Regions from separate parts of the Homo sapiens genome. Here region 2 is linked to region 1. A link is a loop called in an ENCODE intact Hi-C map of the cell type or tissue named here. Cell type or tissue: breast epithelium. All regions are shown on one strand. Each heading gives the region's core, and the rest is flanking DNA. Links, peaks and the distances in the headings are about the cores only.

What was found. Hi-C counts contacts between places; a loop is a spot of excess contacts. Peaks named below come from ENCODE experiments on the same cell type or tissue, not always from the same donor. Only the 100,000 strongest peaks of a DNase experiment are listed, where the experiment ranks them.
Region 2: it touches region 1 in a loop (9-fold over the local background); 18 of 110 quality-filtered maps call a loop at or near these places.

Annotation. Positions count from the first base shown.
Region 1 is chr5:115,549,803-115,562,592 of GRCh38, forward strand. No RefSeq gene overlaps it. Among named protein-coding and RNA genes, the nearest start is that of FEM1C, 11 kb to the left of the region's middle. In breast epithelium, for the core only: no CTCF peak of the experiment used is centred there; no DNase peak of the experiment used is centred there; H3K27ac peaks cover 1,274 bases.
Region 2 is chr5:115,462,391-115,475,180 of GRCh38, forward strand. No RefSeq gene overlaps it. Among named protein-coding and RNA genes, the nearest start is that of FEM1C, 76 kb to the right of the region's middle. In breast epithelium, for the core only: no CTCF peak of the experiment used is centred there; a DNase peak (open chromatin) is centred at 9,471.

The DNA of each region.
Region 1 (12,790 bases), core at 2,893-10,892:
TGATATTATATTTTTTGAAAATTCTTACTGGTTTTGTATGTGTTAAATGATACCGCCAAGTTTCCCAAATTTACCTGGCTACCCTTGGGATTTTTTTGGTCTGTGCAATATCCTTGAATTAGTAGAACATTCCTTCTATAGTATTCCTTCTGGGGATTGTCAAACATTTAATTCCTGCCAGTCTATATTTAAACCAGAAACCTCAGTGAAACAGTTTGCTTGCACGGTTTTGGTATACTTTGGTAACTTGTTCTAATTTGAGAAATGGCCAGGATGAATTTTTTTTAAATCTCTAGTTTTTGGTAACTAACTGGGCATAGTTCTATTTAGAAAAGTATGAAAAGAATCTACTTTCATGAATTTAAAAGTTACACAAAAATAGCATAGCAAGGTGTACGCTTCTTGTGCTATTTAGAAATGTCTTTCTCATATAAGTCCGCTTTATTAACACTGATAATTTGCTCAAGGTGAGATATTTTAATTGTCATAAATTCATTCACCACCTTAAAAATTATTGAATCCTGGAATCCCAGCACTTTGGGAGGTCTAGGCTGTCAGACTGCTTGAGCTCAGGAGTTCAAGACCAGTCTGGGCAACATAGCAAAACTCCATTTCTACAAAAAATACAAAAATTAGGCAGGCATGGTGATGCACACCTGTAGTCCCAGCTACTCAGGAGGGTGAGGTGAGAGGATGGCTTGAGTCTGGGAAGCGGAGGTTGCAGTGAGCTGAGATTGCGCCACTGCACTCCAGCCTGAGTGACAGAGCCAGACCCTGTCTAAAAACAAAACAAAACAACAACAAAAAAAACCCCAATAAAACAAAGTTATGGAATCCTATTATGTACTATGTTAGATACTGGATGAATATGACATAATCTCTACTTTTGAGGAATTGATGGTCTGTAGGAGAAATGTAGCTATAAACAGATGAAAACAAAATATGTGTATAAACAACAGTGAGAGCCCAAAGAACAGAGCTGCTAACTCTGCTTGAGCAAATCTGGGAAGGAGGTGAAGGTTAAATGGAATTTTAAAGGATTAGTAGGAGGAAGCCTAGCCAAAAGTCAGCAGGAGGGGGGTGGGAGGGGGCACCATCCAGAATGCTGGAGCTGAGAGAACACGTGAGATGTTCCCTTCTTTCTTCCTGCTTCCCCCGTGCCAGGGAGAGAGTGGTGCCCTAAGCTACCCTCTGAACGACCAAAAATCCCTACTCCCCTCACTCAAAGTGTATCCTAATATTAACACACCATTTCCTATTCCTACAGCTCAACCAGCTTTCATATTTTCTTCATGCAGCTTCTCTCTTGCAGGTTTTAGGAGGAGTGAGACCCCACTTAAGGTTATTTACTTAAAGCAAGAATACTTCCTTGGGGTACTAGCATTTTAAAAAGGAAACTTGTGAACCCAAATTAATTTTAAAATTGTAGAAATATGCACGCAAGAATTCTTTTAGCAGGGAGATTTCCAGGTTCCCTTTGGGTAGTTTGGTCTTATCTTTACTTCTCTGAATGAAGCAAGATAAGGAGGCAGCAACTCAGTCACCAAATTCTGTTAATTTTCTCTTGGCCCAGTCTCCCTCTATAGTATGGGGTTATCATTTCACTTATCACATTATTACAAGCTAGAAATCTTATGTCATTATAAAAGTATCCATTTATTTCCTTTGTTGTCTTATTTCCTGAAGTTGTCAGGGCCCTAACTCTAGCTCTCTAGCCACACCCTAAGTGACGAACTCTGGTCCTGAGTTCCCCATCACCACCCAGACTGATGTCAGATGGGGCCAGGTTCTTCTCAGTTTTCAACACATGCGACCCCACCCAAAGTCACTGGATCCACGCTTTATTAGAGAGGGATGAGTCAGATCTCTACTAACCCAGTAGTCTATCTAAGTCTCCACACAGAACAAGGACTCCCTATCGTCTCCCATACCTGGGTCAAGGGCACTCCCACCTCCTCTCCCAGGCCTGGGGAGAGTGCCTCAGACTCCACTGCAATGCCCCTGTTGACCAGGACTAGACACTCGAATGATCTTCTGGTGCTTTCCTCTTTCAGAACTCACAAAACAAACTTTGATTTTACAGCCTCACTCTCTAGGTGTCTTCACATCCTGGCACCAGTTCCCAACTATATCAAAGCTGCCTTCTCACACACACACCAACACCATCCCCACACAAGAGCTCCCAGCCACCTCCTCAGATGCTTAGCTCGAAGGCCCTCTTCCCCCTATTTGAATAGGAACAAATCACTATGGATGATTCTCTCTCTCTCCCAAGGTGATTACTCCAAACTCCAGAGCTGCTTCAACACCCCCCCAAGTGCTCTCTGGTCTAGGAACCTCATGCCATTCATCCTCCCAGTGGAATTTACTATGTTCTAGTGTGGAATTCTGTGAGGATCAGCTCCACCTCATTTCCTATCCCCCTGACTTTCTGGGCGTCTAGTGACTGTGTCCACTGACTCTGTGCCTCCCACTCCATCTTTAGGTCCTTCCTACACAGGCACAGGGTGTTCCACTGCTGCCATTCTCTGAAGAGGCCAGTGCCTCAGAAAGAAAGGTCACTTTCCCCAGCCCCAATCCCACCTGTTTTTGGCTTCTTTCTCCTGCTGCCAATTGGCAGTTCCAATATGTCTTGTCCATATCCCAGCCCTGAACTCAGTCATGACGGTAGGGACCTTCACTTTGACTCTTTCTTGTTGGAGCCAGCCATGAACCCATCTTCAAACTCCCAATACTTATGATTGGAAACCCCCTGGCCAGTTGTTGCCTGGATTGTAACTGGGGCTACTGTATCTCTTAATAATGACTCCCATTTGGCTCTTCCACTGGCATTATTCTCTGCACCTAGGTTAGTTCTTCAAAGCCTGTCCCATTGTAGTGGGTAGGTCTCATGCCAAGTCTTGGCCTCTCTTCCTGCCACATGTGGCCATACATACAATCAAATCTTGAGTTACAACTGCTAGTCAGAGGGGATAAGCCCCTTAGTGTATGTTCTGTGAGTTCAGTGCTATTGTGGAGCATGCCTGAGGACCCATCTGAAGACTTTCATTAGTGGTAGGTCTGTGCTACCTAAGGTTCTCCCCATGAGAAGCATAGATCAGATCCTCAGAAGCAGGCTGGCAGATGTGTCCTTGACACTGAGTACTGCTGTATGTTTATCCTCTTTAAGCTCAGTACAGTCAATCAGTTTTCCATGATTTATTTTATTTTGGCTAAGTCAGTTTACTGTTATTTATTTTAACTAATAAGTAAGTGTTTTCCCATGTGCTTCAGACAAGCTTCAATTCCTTAGTCAGAGGCACCCAGTCCAAGGATACCTAAAACAGCCCTCACCTTCCAAGTCCTTATTGAAAGTAACCCTCTGATTAGCCATTTGTGGAGGGCAGGCATATTTCTTTCATCTATTCATTCAGTCAGTCGCTTATTCTTTCAACACGTATTTATTGCTGACTGTGTGCATTGCGCAGTGCTGAGTGAGCCTGGAAATACAGCATGCATGAGCAAGATTGTGTCATCTATGCCCTCCTAGAAAATCCAAAGAACCTCCTCTGGGCTGGGGTGTGGTGGAGAGGAAGGCTTTCTAGAGGCAGTAATGATTGAGCAAATGCCTGAAGAATAGGTAGGTGTTTTCGCAGGTGAAAGTTGCAGGCAGAGAGAAATGCTTACAAGCATTAATTCTAGATAAGAAGAGAAAGGTTGGCTGCTGAAGAACTAAAAGAAATCTCACATGGCTTTAAAATAACCCACAACAGGGGATCAGTGAAAAATGGAGAGTTTTGAAGGAGGCAGACTGGGGAGAATCTTAGGAAGTCATGTGAAATAATTTGAACTTGATGCTATGGCCATAAAACTTCCTTCAGGTGGAACCCAAACCTGGGCACAGGGGGCAAGGCTGGGCCCAGCTTCTGCTAACCTGGAGGGCGCCAAGTCAAAGTCAGCATCTGGTTGTCCTGAGAACAAGCTGGACATGATGTGGAAAACTGTCCAGCTAAGTCCCTCACTCCTCAGGCAAAGGGACCCCAGAATCTCACAGTGTCCCTTACCTGGATCTCTACCTGGATCTCACGGTATGCCTTCTGGATCACTGAGTAAAAGAAGTAATTTGCTCATGTTCCACCTCCACCTTAAAAACAAAAACAACAAAACAAAAAACAGAACACTCCTAAATTCTAATTCAGTGCGTCTATTCAGTAGGTTCTGGGGCTAGAATCCCTTATTTTCCCTGCCCAGAAGAGTCCTGCCTATTAGGGCTCTACTTTATCCAACTTAAGAATAAACAATAATGCCTACAGTTGTTTGTTTTGATAAAATCACCAGCTTGGGTCCCTCAGTTACAATCGCATACAGGCCCCACTCATGGTTCCTGGGGTAACATAAAGTTGCTATGCCCTGAATGAGAGGCCAAGGTGGGCAGATTCCTTGAGCTCAGGAGTTCAAGACCAGCTTGGACAACATGACGAGACCCCGTCTCTACAAAAAATACAAAATTAGCTGGGCGTGGTGGTGTGCACCTGTAGTCCCAGCAACTTGAGAGGCTGAGGTGGGAGCCTGGGAGGTGGAGGTTGCAGTGGCCCGTGACCACACCACTGCAGTCCAGCCTGTGTGATACAGCCAGACCCTGTTTAAAAAAAAAAAAAAAAAAGGAAGAAAAGAAAAGAAAAGAAAATGTCAGTTGTGTTGGAAAAGAAAATGTTTTGAGCAGTACCCTAGTTCTGTGGCTAGAGAGAGGAGAAAGAGCAATGTAATTTCCAGAAACCTTTTCTGGAGGACTAGATTAATGGAAGTGTGGATTCACCCAAGCTGTTGTTGGCTCTTAAGTTGGTTTTGTTTTGTTATCATTGTTATTGTTGTTCTTGGAGTAGCTTATAAGGTTTGAAGGATTTAGGGGAGAAGTCAAAGGCCTTGCTTCGGTGAAAAATTATGTGACCCTTACCTTCATCTGAGAATATTAGGCTGAGAGCTACAGTCTCCCCAGTTGATCCTTTGCTCTGTCTACAACCTGTTCATCTCTATTTATGTCTTGGGAGGCAAAATGGTGAAAACTGTGCTTTTTACATCTTCCACAGGCTGACAGCAATCTCACACTCAACCTTGTACCTATCATCAGCAGGACACTGACAGTGATGATAATGATGCTAAACAACCACCAATATTGACATTATTTTTAAGAACCCATTGTTTTCCAGGTCCTATACCTTATTTTACATTCCTAGCTACTGTAAGAAATATGTATTTTTAAACTGTTTGTAGAGGAAAACTGCTAGGATATACATGCAAGGTTTCTGTTGGCCCGTTTCAAAGAAAAATGTGTACACGTGGACTCAGGGTGGGGGTGGGCCCTGCCAATTTCCCAGCCTCTGTAGCTCCCTTGTTATAACTGGATGCCACATATTGCCCTGCCTACTTCCTCCACTCCCCATAGCTGCCATTGTGCCCTTTACTTCCTCTCTTAGGATCCTTGTGATGCTTTATCTATTTCCTTTATACAACTGGAAGGCCCAGGAGGGCAGGGGCCATGTTTGGATGTTCAATTCTGAGTCACCATAATTCAGCAGAGTGTGTGGCACACAGGTTGTCCTCAGTGAATATTTGCATAGTGAAAATGAATGAGTGGATGTGGAGACTCAGTCCACCTCTGTTCAGGCACAAGCTGGACTTTGAATAGGAAGATTCAGCCTTTCCCCTAGTTTCCAGGCCAAACTAGATACAGGGAGACAGGTTCAAATGTCTTTAGCGCACTCATCAGGCCAGCACCTCTAGAACAGCAGGACCCCCAACCTCGAGGAAGGAATGTATGAGCTGAGATCTGAATGTGGAATACCTTGTGCAAAGACCTAAAGAAGAAAGGGGCATGGCAATTCAGAGCTAGCAATGACAGCTCTTGTGCTGACCATGGGTTTCCAAATTGTTTCTTAGTTTCCTTTGTTGCTAATTAGTATTATAGTTTGCTGCTAATAATAGCAGTGAGCATTTATTTAGTGTTTCTGTGTGAAAGAGGCTGTGCAAAAAAGGTTTAGCATTGCTACGTTAATTTTTATAACAGACATTGTAAGTACTTCTATACAGATGGAGAAACCAAGGGTTAGAGAAGTTGAGTAACTTAAACAAATTCACATGGCTAGTAAATGGCAGGGTGGAATTTGTCTGACTTTAGACAGTCTGGGCCAGAATGTAGGTACTACGTTGCCTCCCCAGTATATTTCCTCAGTAATGGGTCTACTGTCTCCAATTTGCCATTCTCCATACCCCCTCAGTCCCTAGGTCCTGGGGCTGAGCTGCTGTGTATAGTTGTCTCCCTGAAGGACTCCCATCTATTTGGGACCTGGCCTGCAGCTTATAGCTTGCAGGACCACATCCCCATCACTGGAGAAACACCAGCAAGAATGGGCCCCACCACCTTGGTCTTGTTTTCTATCCTGAGCAGTTTCCTCTAACTTGCTTCCAACCTGCTTTCTTCTCCCATTCCTGACTGCTGGACACCTAATCCCTAGATTCACTGCCCATTTGTAGACTTATTTGCCCTTCAGATCTGATATGTGACCAGATTCCACTGGATCATTTGTGGATGGCTCATGTTGATTATGGTTTGCACTTACCCCTTTTGTTTTGCTGTTTCCAGTTTCTTTGAGTAAACACTTCATCTGGGAAATCCCATCCTCTGAACCCTGCCCGCTATGATAGGCTCCATGAGGATGTCCATGCCAAAATCAACATAACTGAAGGAGAGATGGAACCATGGCATGGTCTGAACCCCTAGATCCCGCCATGTCAGAGGTCAAATATCCCCTGGCCAGTGCCACTGTGTTGCTTGCCTCCAGAATCACTGAACAGTGCTCCCTGGAGTTAGGCAACATGCTAACCCTGTCCTAGCCTCTCGGATATATGAACAAACACATCCGTCTTCCAACGCTTTTTGTTTTTTGTTTAGGCCAATTTGAGTTGGATTTCATTCATTGCTATCAAAAGATTTCTGACAAATAGTAAACAAACATAACATATACAAAGTGAGGTCAGCACTAGGAAGAAGAAACACATATGCTTTTAAGGGTGTGCAACAGAAGCCATGACCTATTCTAAGGGGTCAACATGGGCTGCTTTGAGAAAGTGTTACTTGATGTGAAAGCCAGAGGAGGAGCAGTTAATTAGGAAGTGAGTAGAGCAAGGAGGAGGAGTCCAGGTAGAAGTAAACACTGTTTCCTAAGGACATGTCTTGAAGTGAGAAAAAACTCAGTGCACTGTGAAAGCAAATAGAAAGCCAACACGTGTGGAGTATTGTGAATAAGAGGGAGATGTGGACCCCCCAAGCTAGAGGCAGGTAGGAACCAGACCATGCAGTCCACAGAACTCTGTAATCATGGAGTATCCAGACTAGTGATGAATGCAAAGTGTTTTTCACTTGGCAGAGAAATAACTTGGTGGTGAATGTAGGAGTGGTGGTGCCAGGTGACAGAGTTTTTCAGATGGTCCCATTAACCCTTCCAGACTGAGGCATTAGCCTCCTAACAGGCCTTCCTACAACTGCTCTTGCCTCCTTAACCAAATTTCCCCCAGCTACTCAGAGAGAAAGGCACATATGTCATGAGGCTCCTTTAGATTCAGCAGCTTCTCCCTGCTCTTAGGGAAAAGTTTACAAATATTCATGTGGTTTCCAAAGCCCGCCAGGCTCTGGCCTGCACCTGCCCCACATCCTTGATTCGTACCTCTCTCCTCCCTGACAACTCCTCGCTGCCTTATTGGTATTGCTTTCTGCCTGCATGTCAGACTCTTGCTGGTTCCTCGGCTTCAGGCCCCACACACACTCTTTTCCTGGCCGATGCCTACCTTGCCACGCTACCACTAGGCCTCCACTTAAATGCCCCTCATACTTGCCCTAACCCTAAGGACTAAGTTGGGTCCTAGTTTATTCTCATAGTCCTCAGTCTCCTCACTGTTTTCATGCCTCATTCACTATCTGTGAATCTGTGAGCTCTGTGGGTCCTTTCCTGTCTCTCAGGGCCAGGCAGTAGTAATGCCAGGAACCTAGCAATAACTGTCACATTTCTTTTGTTATTCTGTGCGCTCTGGGAGGTGGGGGTGGGGGAGCGGTGAGAGGAAGTTAAAGGAAGAAAGGTTTACAACAGTTTGTATGTACTGTTCATGGAGACTGATTTTTTGTTTTGTTTTGTTTTGTTTTGTTTTTATTGTCAGGAAGTATGTGCATGAACAAAGAATTTTGAGAATGAATTCTTCTGAAGAGAAGGATATAGGTCATTTCTGGACCTTTCAATGTTAAACGCTGTGTTTTCCTTGCCTCCAGGCCCTAACTGTGTCCCTGCCATGTTTCTGTCATGTTCTTAAGGCCACTGAGTTTAGGTAGTTAACACATCATGCCAGGTGATAAGAGCACAGGCTTTAGAAGCAGATAATTCAGTTCAACACACATGTATTGCCTGCAGCAGGTTCAGAATAAGACAGAGTCCCACCCCTCATGACCTCACAGTCTGGTGTGGATGACAGACACATAAACAGGCAATTTCAATATACTGGGTAAACAATGAAAAAAGTGTGCAGAATGCTACAGAGGCAACCACCACTTCCTAATTGTGTGTCCTTGGGCAAATAATTACCTTTCTCAGAGCCCCAGTTTCCTCAACTTTCAAATAGGGCCAAAAGTTCCTACAGCCAAAGGATTTTTTTTTGCGAACAGAATGAGATAACATTTGTAAAGCAAATAACACAGTGTTTTACACACAGGAGGCACGTGATAAATGGTATCCATTAGATTATCTAATAAGGTCAGAATCTGGAGTACTTATTCTATTTGTACTGACTAAATTTGTGTGATTCTCTCACCAAAAACTGAATTTTCACATAACCCTATGCACTGTAGTAATTGTAACAACAGTCCATATGATCCTTGCCCTTGTTCATAGGAGAGACTGGACAAGAAATGATGACTATGTTAGCAGAAATCCACGAGTACTACTCGTATAATGCTTCAGAGAACATTCTGTGCTGACAGCATGCCAGGGCCATTGTTTTAATATACAAAGAACAAAATGTCCACATTATCACTGTAACTTCTTCTATCATCTTCTTCTCACTTCTGTTCACTAGTCCATTTTTTATTCTATTGCTACCCTTATCTCTGGCTGGTTGTTCCAACAATATTAACCCCTCTATTCAGAAATCAAAGATTCCCTCTGAATCAAAATCAGACACCTAACTATGTTCTAGGCTTCAAGTACCAGGTCGTCTTTACCTTTGCCCCCGTGTCTGCCATAATTCATTAAAGATTTTCTCTCTCTCTCTCTTTTAATTGATATATAAATAGCTGTACAAAATTTGGGGGGTACATATGATATTTTGATATATCTATAAAATGTGTAATGATTAAATCAGGGTAATTGGGATATTCATCACCACAAACATTCATCATTTATTTGTATTGAGAATATTATAGTTCTTTTCTTCTAGCTATTTTGATAAATGCAATAAATTATTGTTAACTGTAGTCTTTTCTTTCTCTCTTTGGTCATGTCAGCCTTCTTATGACTTTGTCCAAGATAGCTTTACATAGAAGCGGTATCCAAGTGTGCATGATTTAAATGCCACTCCCAAAATTCCTCCAAAGAGTCTTCCATGTGCTGGACATTTTACCTAGATTAAGTCTTAGGGATCCCTTTCATATTAAGATCCATTTTATATTAAGAAATTGACTACCAAAGTGATATCTGGTTGGCTTTTTCTTATTGATGACACTTAACTATTCTTAGAGAAAACTTAGCTTGAAAAAAATGCCAATAGACTTTGTTTAAAAAAATTTATTGTGACCTTTTTTCTCAGTTCTTTGATTTCCTCATGCTTAATTATTGAGATCATCATCTATGAGATCACCATTACCAATGGAGGCCCCATAGTTTTAGAAGTCAACACTTATGAGATCACTGCTAGAGAATAACTAACAGACTTATTCATAATGTGGCATCTGGTGGTTGACACTGTCATTCTTAAAAATTGCAGTGTCATTTCATTAGCTTTATAAACATTTGAGTTATACCATACTTGTCACTATATCATGTGTTCCTATGTATCTGCCATAAATTCTTTAAGATATATGAAACATGGGCTACACAAAAAATAGAATCATTGCTATGGTAGGCAGAATTCTAAGAATGACCCCCAGTAACCCTCTCCAGAAGGCAAAACCAAGATCCTGGGTGGGGAAAGCCAAGAGCCTAGAGAATGAAGTAGAGAGTCAGGGATAATTATTCCCAAGCTTTGAAATCCAATGGAGTTGGTACAGCTACATGCCAAAACTTCTTTGGACTGATAAGTTATTTGTACCTTCTTTTTTGAATTGGAATGCCTGTAACTGTCATCTTATGCCTGTCCCACTATTGTACGTTGATAGTGTGGGACAGGTAACTTGTCTCTTTAGTTTCACAGTCCATGAATAATGAGGAATTGTGCCCAGAATTAATTATACACAGGAGCCACATCAACACCTGGTTTAGATGATGATATTTTGGACTTTTGAGCTGATCATGTTTAGATGAGATTTTTGGACTTTGAACTGATGATATAGAGAGAAAAGACCCATGGGAACCTTTGAGGGGCATGTGTTTTGCATGTGTCACAGGTGGATCATTGGGGGTAAGGGGGTGGAGAGTAGCAGTCAGAATTCTGCCCCAATGACTCTCAACCTTGTACAATTGTCTTGCTTTTGAGTGTGGCAGGAACCTGTAAATATGAAATATCAGCCCAATGAGTATGTTATGTTATATGTCAAAAGGGGAATAATCCAACTAGACTCACAAAATTTAATTGCATGAGCCTTTTAAAAACAAAGAGTTTTCCCTGGCCTGTGGCAGCAGAGGGATAAATAAAGTTAGAGGGATTCAAACTCAAGAGAGATTCTCTTACTGGACTCAAAGTCTTCTGTTACTGTCATGTTGCAAGAGGGCCTGTGAGAAGGAATGGCCTCCAGGCATAGAGAGTAATCCCCAGCTGAAGGCAAGGAAACAGGGACCTCAGTCCTACAATCACAAGAAACTGAATTATGCCAACAGCTTGAATGAGCTTTGAAGCTGATTGATTACTCCCTAGTTGAGCCGACAGTGGAGAATATAACCCACTAACACTTGATTTTAGCCTCTGAGACTCTGAGCAGGGAGCCCAGTTCTGCTATGCCAGATGTTGACAGAACTGTGAGCTAATAAATGGCTGTCATTTTAAGCCACTAAGTTTGTAATAATTTATTATAAAGCAAGAGAAAACTGATACAATTCCTAAATATTTATAGACTATTTCAATGTATGTCCCATGTAAGTGGAAGTCAATTACTATTCAAATCATCAGTTGCTCATTGTCTTATTAGTTATGATGAATCAACCACTAACAATTCACATATCTCAGCTTTAAAACGCAATCAAATCAAACACTTGTATTTTCCTTGAACCCCCAACAGAGATTCTACTTCATTATATTAATCACGGCAATGCAACGGAAACAAATTAGAGTTGTATAGGCAATAAATTTCCTGAGGAACTTAGATGATGACAGAACAAGACAGGACAAGAATGGTTGGTGCAGGTAGAAGAGGGGTTGGCAGGCACTGCAAGTCATGTGGGTAGGGCAGGCAGGCTGTAGGCAAGCCCAAGAGAAGATGCAGCCTAAGAAGACTAGCATCCAGGACTCAGGATCTAGATAAGAGGTCCAGGAATCAGACTTAGGGCACCAGCAACAGGAAGGGACTTGAAGCCAGGTGTATTAGTCTGTTTTCATGCTGCTGATAAAGATATAGCCGAGACTGGGTAATTTATAAAGAACGTAGTTTAATGGACTCACAGTTCCATGTGACTGGGGAGGTCTCACAGTGATGGCAGAAGACAAAAGTCACATCTTACATGGTGGCAGACAAGAGAGAAAGAGAACCAAGTGAAAGGTAGTTCCTGTTATAAAACCATCAGATCTCTTGAGATTTATTCACTACCATGAGAACAGTATGGGGGGAACCACCCCCATGATTCAATTATCTCCCACCGGGTCCCTCCCACAACACATGGGAGTTATGGGAGCTACAGTTCAAGATGAGATTTGGGTAGGGACACCACCAAACCCTATCATCAGGCCACCTCAAACTGATCTCAGTATGTTGAAAGATTAGTCCTGAAAGGAGGAACATATAACCCACCTTGCAGGGAGTTCAACAGGTAGTGCTTTAAATAATTCCTTTTCCAATAGAGTAATGTTTTCTAAAGTGTGGTTCCTGTATTAGCTGTATCAGCATCACCTAGGAAATAGGAAATTCTCTAGCCTAACTGAGACTTAAGGAATCAGAAACCCTTAGGGGTGGGGCTCAGCAAGCTGTATCTTAGTACATCCTCTGGGTCATTTTGATATGCAATAAAGTTTGAGAACCCAGCAAGCATTTTCACCTTTACCTTCTACTGATAAGCATCTTGAGATCCACAGAAACAAGTCATTAGCCTAGATAGAGCTCCCTCTGTTTTCACACTAGAGCCTGTCTATCAGGACACATGGAGGGGAGCAACAGCCTCCAAATGTTGCTCATCTTGCTTATCACCCTGGGTATATCATAAAGCACTGAGAGTTTTGTGCCTAGCTTGGGTCAGTGGTTCCATTTATCATCTAAGTATTACCTTAATTTTTTTTTTTCAGAAATGTCATTTACTAAAATACTTTTATTGTGTCTCCTTGACTTTTTCCTGTGTAGTTTTATTTTTCAGCTAGTAATCCAGAAACTTATTGCAGCTCTTTTTATCCCTACACTTGTGTCTACATGGTT
Region 2 (12,790 bases), core at 1,839-9,838, 88 kb before region 1:
AGGCCACTAGTTTCCCAGGCTGGTGATGAAAGAGTTTTTTTGTGTGTAATTTGAATGGGAAAGGCTTTGACTTGGGGCTACAGAGATAGGGGCAACAGAGGGGAGGGACATGGAAGTCTGCAAACTTAACCAACTTCTCTTCATTTCTCCCTCCCTACTACTCTTCTCCGCCTCACTTCTCTAAAGAAGATATACAAATGGCTAACAGGTATGTGAAAAAATGCTCAACGTCACTAATTGTTAGGGAAATGCAAGTCAAAACCACAATGAGATATCATCCCACCCCAGTTAGAATGGCTGTTATCAAAAAGACAAAAACTAAATGTTGGTGAGGATGTGAAGAAAGGGGAATGCTTATACACTGCTGATGAGAATGTAAATTAGTACAACTATTATGGAAACAATATAAAGGTTCCTCAAAAATCTTAAAATGGAACTACCATATGATCCAGCAATCCCACGATTGGGAATATATCCAAAAGAAAGGAAATCAGAATATTGAAGAAATATCTGTACCCCCATGTTTATTGTGGCACTATTCACAATAGCCAAGATAAGGAATCAACCTGTGTCCATCAACAAATAAATGGATAAAGAAAATGAGGTCTGTATATACAATGGAATGCTATTGTATATAAATACATTTTCAGCCATAAAAAACGAAATCCTGTCTTTTGAAGAAATGTGGATGGAACTAGGGGATGTTATGTTAAGTGAAATAAGCTCGGCAAAGAAAGACAAATATTGTATATTCTCACTTATATGTGAAACTGAAAAAAGTTGATGTCTTGGAGGTAGCGAGTAGAATGATGGTTATCAGATTATCTTTTGACAAATTAAATTATCCTAAAGAAAAAGTTTCCAGCTTTATTGATTGACCGATTTGCATTTATGAACTCCATGTTCAATCACCCACATTGTGCACACGTACCCTAAAACTTAAAGTATAATAATAATAAAATAAAAAAAGAAAGAAATAATAAATAACTTATTTACCTTTAAAAAAAAAAAAAAGATCATCATCACACCACTGCACTCCAGCCTGGGTAACAGAGTGAGATCTTGTCTCAAAAAAATAAATAAATAAATAAAAATAAAAAGAGAGAGAGAAAAAAAGTAAAGTGACAATAAAATTTCCCAGGAGTAAAAAAAAAATCTCCAGATTGAACACATTGCTTTTATGAACAGAAAAATAAATTAATTAAGGCCCACCCTATGCCAAACTATGTAATTGTGAGATTATGTGTTACCCCCAAATTATGTGAGAAACATTATGAGATAATTGTGTCCCCAAAGAGAGGGGAAAAGTCACTTACAAGAAAATAAGCATGAGGAAGGAATAGGATTATACAACACTTACAATAAATGTTAGAAGAGATCAATAAGATAGTGCCTTCAAATATGTGAAGGAAAATTAAGTTTCAACCTAGACTTTGAATCTCAGCCAGACTATAACTCCAGAGAGTTGATAAAATAAAGACATTTTCAGAAGAGTAGGAATGCAAAAACACTACCCCTATTTCTTTTTTTTAAAAGCAACTGGAGGACTTTCAGTTATCTTAATGGCAGTCTAGACCAATCCTCCTGATGAGGTTGACTAAAACAGCTATATATGTATATTGAGTAACGTAGAGGATGAATATATACATACATACTTTTTTTCTTAAAATCCTTAAAAAGCAAACTAGTGAGGGATTACCATGCCAAAAACTTGGGAGAATATAAGAAGGAAAAAGCAAGTACTCACAGATGCACTGGCCCTGATTAGGAAGAAACAGCTGCAGTATGGAGCTGTGGTATTTGGCAGCCTCACTGAACAAAATAGATAAAAGGACCTGCCAAGTGGAAAGTCTGATAAATACCCACACATTAAATGAAGGTCCTGAAGGGCTTTACTCTTAGGGCAGAGCTTCCCAAACTTGTGGGCACATTAGAATCACTGGAGAGCTTTTAAAAATTCCAAAGCCCAGGTAACACCAGAGACCATTCAAATCACAATCTCTGACTGTAGGAAACAAGCATCAGTACATTTTAAAGTTTCCCAGGTGACTCAAATGTACAAACAAGTTTGAGAATCGCTGCTGTTAGAGAAAGAATAAATTGAAATCAACACTGTTCTCATATGGATGATCCAGGGAATCTCAAGCCTGAAATTTCAATTAAGGTAGTCTAGAGTGTCAGAAGCAAATTAAAATTTTCTGTGGAGGTAGATGTTTTCAATCTATGCCCAAATTATTTCTACGAATAAGATTTCAAATACAATGTTAAGCATAAGGTCTGTATGAGACATAACCAGGGAGTAAAAAAAGACAACAGAAACAAGCCCACAAAGATTTCAGATAGTGAAAGTATTGGGCACAGCCACCAAAATCATGTTTTCTGTCTTCAGACTGAAAAAGAAAATCTTGAACATTTCAATTGGGAAGTGGAAACTTTAAAAAGTTGCTTTTATTTGAAAAAGGACTGAGTAGAAATTCTAGAACTAAAAAATACAGTAACTATAGTTAAGAATTCTACAGGTTTACCAGATATACAGGTAGAACAGATATAGCCAAATATTAGATTAGGGAACTGGAATATAAATTAGAAGAAAGTATCCAGAAAAAAACGAAAGGATGAGTATTGATTGCCAAATATTTGTTTGCATGGCCAGAGAGTCAATATTTCAGATCATGCAGGCCATACTGTCTCTGTGGTAACTAGTCAATTCTGCCACTATAGTTCAAAAAAAGCCATAGACAACAAGCAACTGAATAATCATGACTATATTCAAAACTTTATTTACAAAAACAGGTGACTACCTCCAAAGCCACAGTTTATCAACACTTAACATAGAATGAAAATTTTAACATATGTATGTTATGTCTTGGAGACATAGGTCTCCAAATAGACCATAAGGAGAGTAATGGGGTACAGACAGTAAATGAAAAAAAAAATTACCAAGAGTTTTTTAAAACTGATGAATGACACCAATTCAAAAAATTCAGGAGTTCAATAAATCCCTAATATGATAAATATAAAGAAACCCATACCTTGGTTTGCAAGAAAAGCAAAGAGAAAGGGAAAATCATAAGCTAGAGAAAAAGAACACTTTCAAAGTTGTGACAGAGTGGCAACTAACTTCTCAGTATCAAAAAACAAAGACTGAAAGGTAAGACCTCAAACTGTAAGAATCCTAGAAGAAAACCTAGGAAATACCATTCTGGACACTGGCCTTGGGGAGGAATTCATGACTAATCCTCAAAAGTAATTGCAACAGAAACAAAGATTGACAAATTGGACCTAATTAAACCAAACACCCTCTGCACAGCAAAAGAAACTACCAACAGAGTGAAAAGAAGACCTACAGAATGGGAGAAAATATTCACAAACTATGCATCGGACAAAAAAGATCTAATATCCAGAATCTAAAAGAAACTTAAATCAGCAAGCAAAGACAACTCCGTTAAAAAATGAGCAAAGGACATGAACAGACACTACTAAAAAGACATACAAGTGGCCAACAAACATATGAAAATATGCTTAACATCACTAATAATCAGAAAAATGCAAATCAAAAGCACAAAGAGGTACCATCTCCCACCAGTCAGAATGGCTATTACTAAAAAGTCAAAAAACAATAGACGCTGGCAAGGCTGCAGAGATAAGGGAACACTTATACACTGTTAGTAGGAATGTAAATTACTTCAGCCCCTTTGGAAAGCAGTTTGGAGATTTCTCAAAGAACTAAAAACAGAATTACCATTAAACTCAGCAATCCTATTTCTTTTATTTAAAAAAAAGATTCTTCTAACAAAAAGATACCTGCACTTGTATGTTCATTGCAGCACTATTCACAAAAATGAAGACACAGAATCAACCTAGGTTCCCATCAACAGTGGATTGGACAAGGAAAATGTAGTATATACATACCATGCAATACTACACAGCCATAGAAAAGAATGCAATCATGTCCTTTGCAGCAACATGGATACAGCTGGAGGCCACTATCCTAAGTGATTTAACACAAGAACAGAAAACCAAATACTGCGTGTTCTCACTTAGAACTGGGAGCTAAACTCATGGACATAAAAATGTCAAGAATAGACACTGGGGACTACTAGATGGGGGAGGGGCACAGGGGTTGAAAAACTGTTGGGTACTATACCCGCTATGTGAGTGATGGGATCATTAATACCCAAACCTCAGCATCATGCAATATACCCATGCAACAAACCTGCACATGTACCCGTGAATCTAAAAGTTAAAAAAAAAAAAAAAACAGCACGAGGGAATGTCTTCAACACAGTAATAGAAAATAACTGCCTACTTAGAATTCTACACTCATCAAAAATATACCTCAAAATTTAAAGCAATATGATGACTCTATTTGACAAGTAAAAACAGGGTGTCTTCTGTAGATCTGCACTAAAAGATATTCTAGAGCATGTAGTTCAGACATAAGGAAAATGATCATTGGTGAAAGGTAAAGCTGAGGGAAAAAAAGGAAAGCAAGAAAAATGGTAAATATGTGGGTAAATCCAAATGAATGCTATGTAAAATAATAACATGTTTTATAGTGTTTTAAATATATAGAGAATTTAAATACACTGTAATAATAGTTTTGAATTTGGGAAAGTGGTATTGAATTTGTGTTGTCTAGGAGGAGGGTAAAGGTAATAATTAACATTTGGTAAGTCAAGGATGTGAATCATAATTTCTAGAATAACCACTAAGAAAATAGAAACAAAGTGTACAACTTCCAAATTAATGAAGGGGAAGAAACTTCAAACTAGAAAAATCAAAAAGAAGGCGAAGAAGAGAGAAAAAATAGAACAGCAGGTATGATGGAAAGTACAAAATAAAATGGTAGATTTAAACACAAAGGTACAGTTAATACATTAAGTATAAATAGACTAATTGCTGCAATTAGAAGTCTAAGATTGTCCTTCTGGATCAAAAAAAAAAGACAAACTAATGAACAAATTCCAAATACAGGTTGTTTAAAAGTAACATATCTAAGACATAAAAATAAAAATCAATTTTAAAGGGGCAAAAAATAAAACATAAAAATAAAGAAATGTTTACAGCAACTAGAAAATATGCTCCAACAAAATGAGAAAATAAATTAAGGAAAAAATAACACATGGGATTGAGGAGACAGGGGACTGGCATTGGAAGTCAAAGGGTTATGGGAAGAAAGTTTCCAGGTAAAGTAGAGAATTAATAAACACTTTGATGCCTCTGAGTATGGGGAAAAATAACAGCTGATTGATATATGGTGTCTCTGATGGAATATTTAGAAAAATGTGGATATTAGCTTTTTAAAACTACAGTGAAAATAGAAGCAATTAATAATTCTAAAAAATCCCATGAAAGGTTTCTTTCAGACAAGAAAGGAAATGCAATCATACCCTGTGGATTGATTTCACAATTTAAAAGTGTTTGCCCAATCTCAATGTAAACACTATTTAATAATTGAGCTAAAATTTGTTATATACACTGCTGAGCAGAAGAGGGAGGAGAGTGGAATGTAAGAGAGAGGAATACTTACTGTGTAAAATAGAAGTCACTAAATGAGGTCTAAAAAATGTAAATCAAGAATTGGTAGCATAATCCTATTACTTAGAATTATAGAGGTAAGTGCCAGAAAGATCAGCTAAAATAAATGCAAGTGACTATCTCTGAGAAGAAGGAGGTAAGGGATGAAGAGTAGTGAGGCAAGTGCTGTTTATAATTATGAGCCTTCTTGTTTTATTTGGTTTTTAAACTATGTACGTGCATTACTTTGTTAAAATTGAAATGACAAAAATGAAATCAAAACAAACCAGAAAATAGAAGCAATGAAGGGGCCCTTTTCCTATCAGATATAACAATTAAAATGGAAATTAAAATTGTCATTACACAGAAATACATAAGTAGATATCAAAATACATTATAAATTATGTAAGTTAAACAATAATTGTCACAGAAATAAACAAATAGTTCCATGAAACAGGATAAATATTCAAATTAATATGGAAATTCATTTCATGATAAAGGCAGCCTTTTAACAGGAGTATTTTAAATTAGTAGGGATATTTAATTGATGACTGGCAATTCATTTTGAAAAATCAGTGTTAGATCCCTGTCTCACACCATACAAAGAAAGAAATTTCAGTCAGATCCAAAAGCTAAATGCAAAACCCAAAATTTAAAAAAGAGAATGAGATAATATCTGTATGTACTAACTTTGAAATAGGTCTATAAGCTATTTTTAGGTGAAAAAAGAAAATAGGAGTACAGTATGATTAGCATAATTCTATTTTTTAAGTAAAAATATATATGTGAATTTGTGTGTGTGCATGTGTGTGTGTGTGTATGCATGTGTGAGAGAAGTGCAGGGGAAGGAGCAATTGAGAACAATAGCCTAGAATATCCACTAAATTGTTAGTAACTAGATTTTGGTGGTGGTGATGATGGAGAGATCATAACTAAAAATGTGGGAAAGTTGTCAGTGATTATTACTTTCATTTTCTCCTTTTTTCACATTTTTCAAATAAAAGCTGTTAAAAAGAAAAAGGTTAAAAGAGTTCCAAGTGAAGGTTTAGTCTTAACCTTTAAATCTATCCCTCTATTACTTACCCTGGGATTTATAAAAACTGTGCTCACACATAAATCCTGCATATATTTCTATCTGCTAAAGCTTCTGTGATCTTTCTTTTTCTAAAAAAAAAAAAATACTTTATCCAGCTTTTGTAAATAGGAAATGTTCTATTTAAGTAACATTTGTTGAATGATTATAATATGTGGAACAAATAACTAGATATGTTATATAATTTTTCCTAACACCCTGGGTTCAATCTAGAAAATTTTGTAAGGAAAATTACAAGGCAAGTTAAAAAGAGGGGAGTACTCTTTCTAAGATTATATCAAATAACTCCAAGGCAATAATGACAATTTTTAAATTGATTCCTGTACTGTGGAGAAACTAAAAAAAAAAAAAAAAAAAAAAAAAAAAAAAAAAAAAAAAAAGATAAAAACAGCATCCCTATATGTTATCAGATGTAAGACCTGCAAAGAAAAAAATGCATTGAGAAATATTTCTGAAAGCATTTTATTAAGAATAAATCCTGGTTGCCTCTTGTTTTTAAGCTGCAATGCCAAGATCCTTTTTTTTTCTCTATAGGGTAGAAAGCAGATTAACAAAATCAAATTGAAAGCAATAGAAAAATGAGAGAATAGAGTTTTTATATTATCTTGGAGAATCCACATGGATATTTGAGACCTTGAAGAACATGGAGTCTATATCTTAACCTTTGTATATGCCAGCTCAGTGTCATTTTCATCTTGCTCCTTCATTTAATTAGATTTACTTTTTTGCCTGGCATTGCATTGGACACTGGGCATGTGACAACCTCAAGTTGCTGTTAGCAGAGGGAGTGGGAGAGACATAAGCCAACAGCAATTACAATTCAGAACTTAAATGCCATTCTGGAGGTGTGTGCGAGGGCATGGGAAGCCTGAGCTCAGACTTCTTCCCGAAGACATCCATTATCTCTCCAAAGGTAAGGAGCCACACAAAGGAACACAATAGCAACAGAAAGCAAAAACATTTTTGCTTGTGATTGCAATGGAAAAACCCTCTTAAGGTCACTCAGGTGGGAAAGAGTGAACGTGGACTTGGGAAGGTGAGTAAAGTTCTCAGAGCCAGCGCTGCATTCACAGATGGCTCAGGTCCTTGGCAAGCCAGCCATGGCCACTACCCATGCCCCTCCCCCTGCCTCTTCTTACTTGGTCCCTGGGCTCTGCCTTGTCTGCACCAGTGTCTTGGTGCTGCTGTCATCTGCTGCCTCTTGTCCTGCCCACTCCCGGGAGGTAAGTCCCCCAGACTCTTCTGTGCCCAGCACAATCACAAACATCTCTGATTTTTATGTGCAGGTTCCTTAAACGTTGCCACCTGGACATTTGGCAGGGTGGTAATGTTTAAGGAACCATAATTGGCCGGGTGCGTTGGCTCATGCCTGTAATCCTAGCACTTTGGGAGGCCAAGGTGGGTGGATTGCTTGAGGCCAAGGGTTCGAGACTAGCCTGGCCAACATGGTAAAACCTCGTCTCCACTAAAAATACAAAAATTGGCTGGGAGTTGTGGCAGGCCTGTAATCTCAGCTACTAGGGAGGCTGAGGCATGAGAATTGCTTGAACCCAGGAGTTTGAGGCTACAGTGAGCTGTGATCGCGCCACTGCACTCCAGCCTGGGCAATAGAGTGAGACTATGCCTCATAAATATATATAATGGATAATGAATCAGAAGTACAATTCAGGGAGTAGCTTCTAGTAAGTGCCAAGACCCAGACCTGCCCTCAGGGTCCATTATGTCCCTGTTCTTCTCTAGGGCCCATTGTGGCAGGGAAGTGCTCCAGGCTTCTACCTCCCAGCCCAGAGAGGCAGTATTTTCCCTTATCTCACCTCTTAGTACTGTAAGAGGAGAATGACCATCCGTCCCAGTTTACACTTGATGTCTCAGTGTAATTATTAGTAATTATTAATAGTTCCCCCCTCACTCCCCAAATAGCCCCAATTTGATTTTCAGCTTCATGGTCACATTGTCTAGAAATAATCTGCTCTAGGAAGACTGGTCATGAGGATATCCATTCTTTTCTGGGAAATCCCATCCCAACACCAAGGGACTGATCCAGCCTTATGGAGCCCAATAATGGTCATATACCAAGAGTCTGGAAGTAGTGCATTTACCAATGTCTGACTCATTCCACCTTACAAAATACCATATGTGGGCATCACTAGTCCAATCCAAGTTGCACGGTGGCAGGATCAGTGCTCTCTCTTTTCAGTCACACCTCTAGTGAGAGGTGAGTCCTCTGCTGATTGGGAGTCCAAACAACCTTAAAGTCCAGCCTGACAGAATCCCTTGTTATACAACATTCAGACTTATGAGCCACTTGTCCACAGGACAGTTTATAAGGCATGGTTCCCCCTCAATGATAGGAGCCCCATGGTGTTAGAGGACTAAGCAATTTTAGCAAATATACAAGCAACTAAATATACAAATAAATAAACCAAATAAACCTCTGACCTAACTCTCAACTCTGTTAGGAAAGGAAAGCAAATATCAGCTCTATCAGCTCAGAAGTAAGACTCTTTCTGTCTGCGACACTTGGGTGTGAACAGCCATATGCAAAGTGTATCAGACAAGCAAGTTTATGCTATTGGCATGGAAGTGATGCAAATCCCAGGCCAATGAAAAAATCCAGCTTTGTATTCCCCATTCACCCTCAAGCCCAATCAAACTGAATCGAGATGTGGCAGGTGTGAGCTGTAAAGGAACAGACCCTGGTGCCCAGCTGGTCTGGGGTCTATGCACCATGTTTTTCCATTCACTCCCCATTCCCATGTTTATACTGCAACTGTTGATGCTTCTCCTGCTTTCAAAGCCTCCTGGCACAGGAGACGAGTATTGCACAAGGGAACATCGGTTATGTCTGGGCTGCCCGAGGGCCTCACAGGCTGTGAGTGGCTAAGTTTTCAAGACAACCCAACTCAGCTCATGCCAGATTTTAAAAGTGCACTGCCAGCACAGAGTGGCATCCAGATACCCTGAGGGCGTGTAACACTCCAACTTTCCCCATATGTCTGGAGCTATGTGGAGTTTCTCATTTGCTAAATTGGGCCAAGTCAGAAAATTTAGACCTGAGTTCTAATTCTAGCTTCGCTTCTAAATAGCTCACTTAACTCTCTAGGCCTTAATATCCTCAACCAGAAAATATAGAAGTTGGCCTAGGAAGCTACCAACATCCCTCCTGCTCTGACATTCTGTGGGACTGCACTTCTCATGGCAATTACCATCTGGTGGTTGTACCTCAGAAAATATTCTCTCTGGGCCTCAGTTTCCTCATTTGCAAAAGTGGTGCCCATACAATAGACACCTCACAAAGAGGTTGTGGATTTCAAGCGGGACTGTGTACATAGAAGCAGACAGCACAGTGAGTGCACACAGTAGGAACTCAATAACTCTTAATTTGTAACATCTCCCAGAGTCTCCATCTGTGAAACAGAAATAATACTTGCCAATCTAGCTTGTGAAAATGTATATAGAGCAATGAATAGAGAACGAAAGGGGCTTGGAATTAAGAAAAGCAAATGCAAATGACAGGAGCTATTATTATGCAAAAATGGACTGAAGTCAGAGTTTAAGAGCAGGAGCAGATTTGATGTGCCTGATTAATTTATTAAACAGACTAAAACCATAATTAGAGAAGTCTGCTTAAACCCCTGGACTTGTCTCAGATAAGATTAAAAGAGGGAAGGCAAAAGAGGAATCTCAGATGTTTCCACGGCTTGCTGGGCCCAGAAACGAGGCCAAGAGGAGAGAGGGAGGCCAAGGGAGGGGCAAGGGTGCTAAAATGACTGTTAGAGGAAAGGAGCTGCCGAAGCCAAGGGAGCAGCTGGGAGTAGAGGCGATGACAGCTGAAGAAAGGGATTATTTCAGAACTGTTCCCTGTGGCCTCTTTAGCTTTGGCTCTCATTAAAATGAGGGGAATGAGCTAGAGGAAATCTTGCTTCCCTTTTTATGAGAAAGGGTGAGCCTTGTTTGCCCAGGAGGGGAATTGCCACAAAAGAAGAGTGTGCCTGTCTCAGCTTAGAAGTCCTACAGAGAAGGAGCACTCATACCCTTAGGCAATGGGTCCTCTCATGGAGGCCCCGAGGGAAGCAGGTGCCATGGGCTGATCGAAGCTCTTGGGCAGAAATCCAGGCTTGGCTCTAGGTTATTTTTTTCTAACATTTTATTATGAAAAATCTCATATGGCACAGTTGAGGGCACTTTTTAGTGAACACTGGCATAGCCCCACCTAAATTCTATCATTATAGTTTTACTATCTGTGCTTTGTTGCATCTGTCCATTCAGCTATCCCTCTACCCATCCATTACTTCTTCCTAATTTTGGTGCATTTTGAAGTAAATTACAGGCTTCAATATGTTTCCATCTAAACACTTCATTTGATGTAAAATTTACATGTTATGAAATGCACAAATACTAAGTCTACAGGTGCCTCATTTTGACAAACATATGCACCTGTGTAACCCAAACCCGTATCAAGATACAGAACACCATCACCTCAGGCTTGACTACAGATTTGCTACATGACCCTGGACAAGATCTTGCTTAACTTTGATCCCAGCCTGTCCCCAGCCTTTCTGATCATGGAACGCTTTTTCCAAGTGCCATGTTCAAAAATTTTGTCTTAAACAATTAAGCCTACATGGAACCTTAAATACCATTTAGTTCAAGCCCCCATATTCTAGTCAAAGGAATCTGAAGATTGGATATATTATTTATCCAAAGTCTCTAAATTGGTGGCACAGTTATAACAGGAAATTAATATTTATTGAGCAACTTCTCCAAACCAGGAAATATACTAGGTGCTCTATATGTGAATGTGAACCCTCACCACAACCTGCCTCACAGGACTATTGTAAAGATGAAATAAGATTAAATATGCAGAGTGCCTGGCACAGAGCAGACACCAAATGTCATCACTGCTTTTCTCTTGAGCCCCACATTTACATTTTAACACGTTCATACCGCTGAGATAGTAAATGTAGATGCTTCATCCCATTTAGTTATCACAATAACCCTGTGCATGCTTTACAGGTGACGATATTGCTTGTTTCTGATCATTATTAGTGAATGATGGTAGCACTAGGACTCAGACTCAGTCTCCTGACCTCAAATAATTTCAGGCAGTGAGATTTAGGAGCTTTGTTTATGTTCCTCCCAGGCCATCTGGAGCTAGAGTGGAAGGGCAATTTGAAAATGCTATGAAAGATATATTTGGTTTAAGTGACAGAAACCCAACTTAAACTGGCTAAATAGAAGAAAAGGGAATGTGTTGGTGCCTATAAGAGAAAGTTTTGGTAATGATCTAGCTTTAGGCATGGCATTGATTGATTTAGGGCTTTACATGATGTTACCAGGGATCTGACTTTCTCTCTCTCTGCACTCCCATCCCCTCAAATTTTCTCGTATCTCGGCTCCGTTCTCAAGCAGCCCCACCCTCATGGAGGCAAGATGGCCATCAGCAGGCCATGGTTTACATCTCTCCAGATTAGCAATCTCAAAAGAAAAAGAAAATTTCTTTTGCAATATCTGGCAAAAATCCAAGGATTGGTTTTACTGAACCAGGTTGTTTTATGTGTCTATTCTTGAAACAATCACTTTTTCAAAAAGGACAGAATCTATTAACTGGCCACCACGGGTTATGAGCTACTGCTGTAACCAGAGGTGGGGTCACCTCCTCCGGAGCCCCACAGACTGAAAAGAAGAAAGAGATGGTGTCCCCTATGAAAATCAACATGCTATTATCAGAAGAAAGGGAAAAGGGATGCTGGGAAGCAAAGTCTAGTTAACAAAAACAAGTTCAACAAAACTAGTTGGTGACCTGGATCAACTTGAACTATTGAAAGTGGGTTTTCCAGAAAAGTTTCTCCCAGATATGATTGCTCATCCAAATCTCTGGAAGAGTTGTTTCAATACAGATTCCATGGCCCCACCCAAGGCCTACAGAATCAGAATCCCTGCTGCCAGGGGTCTTTATGGAGTTTTGCTTTATTTTTAACACAGGCATGATTGATTCTATCACTGGCCATTGGTGATTGAATTCACTCTCTAGGGCCTCTTCCTTCCCAGAGTGGGGAGCATTGAAAGCTGCAAACTTCTAATTACCTGTTTGGTCTTCCTGGCCTCCTGCCCCATCCTGAAGCTATCTAGGGGCCCATGAAAGGTCACATCATTAGCATAAACTCAGGTATAGTT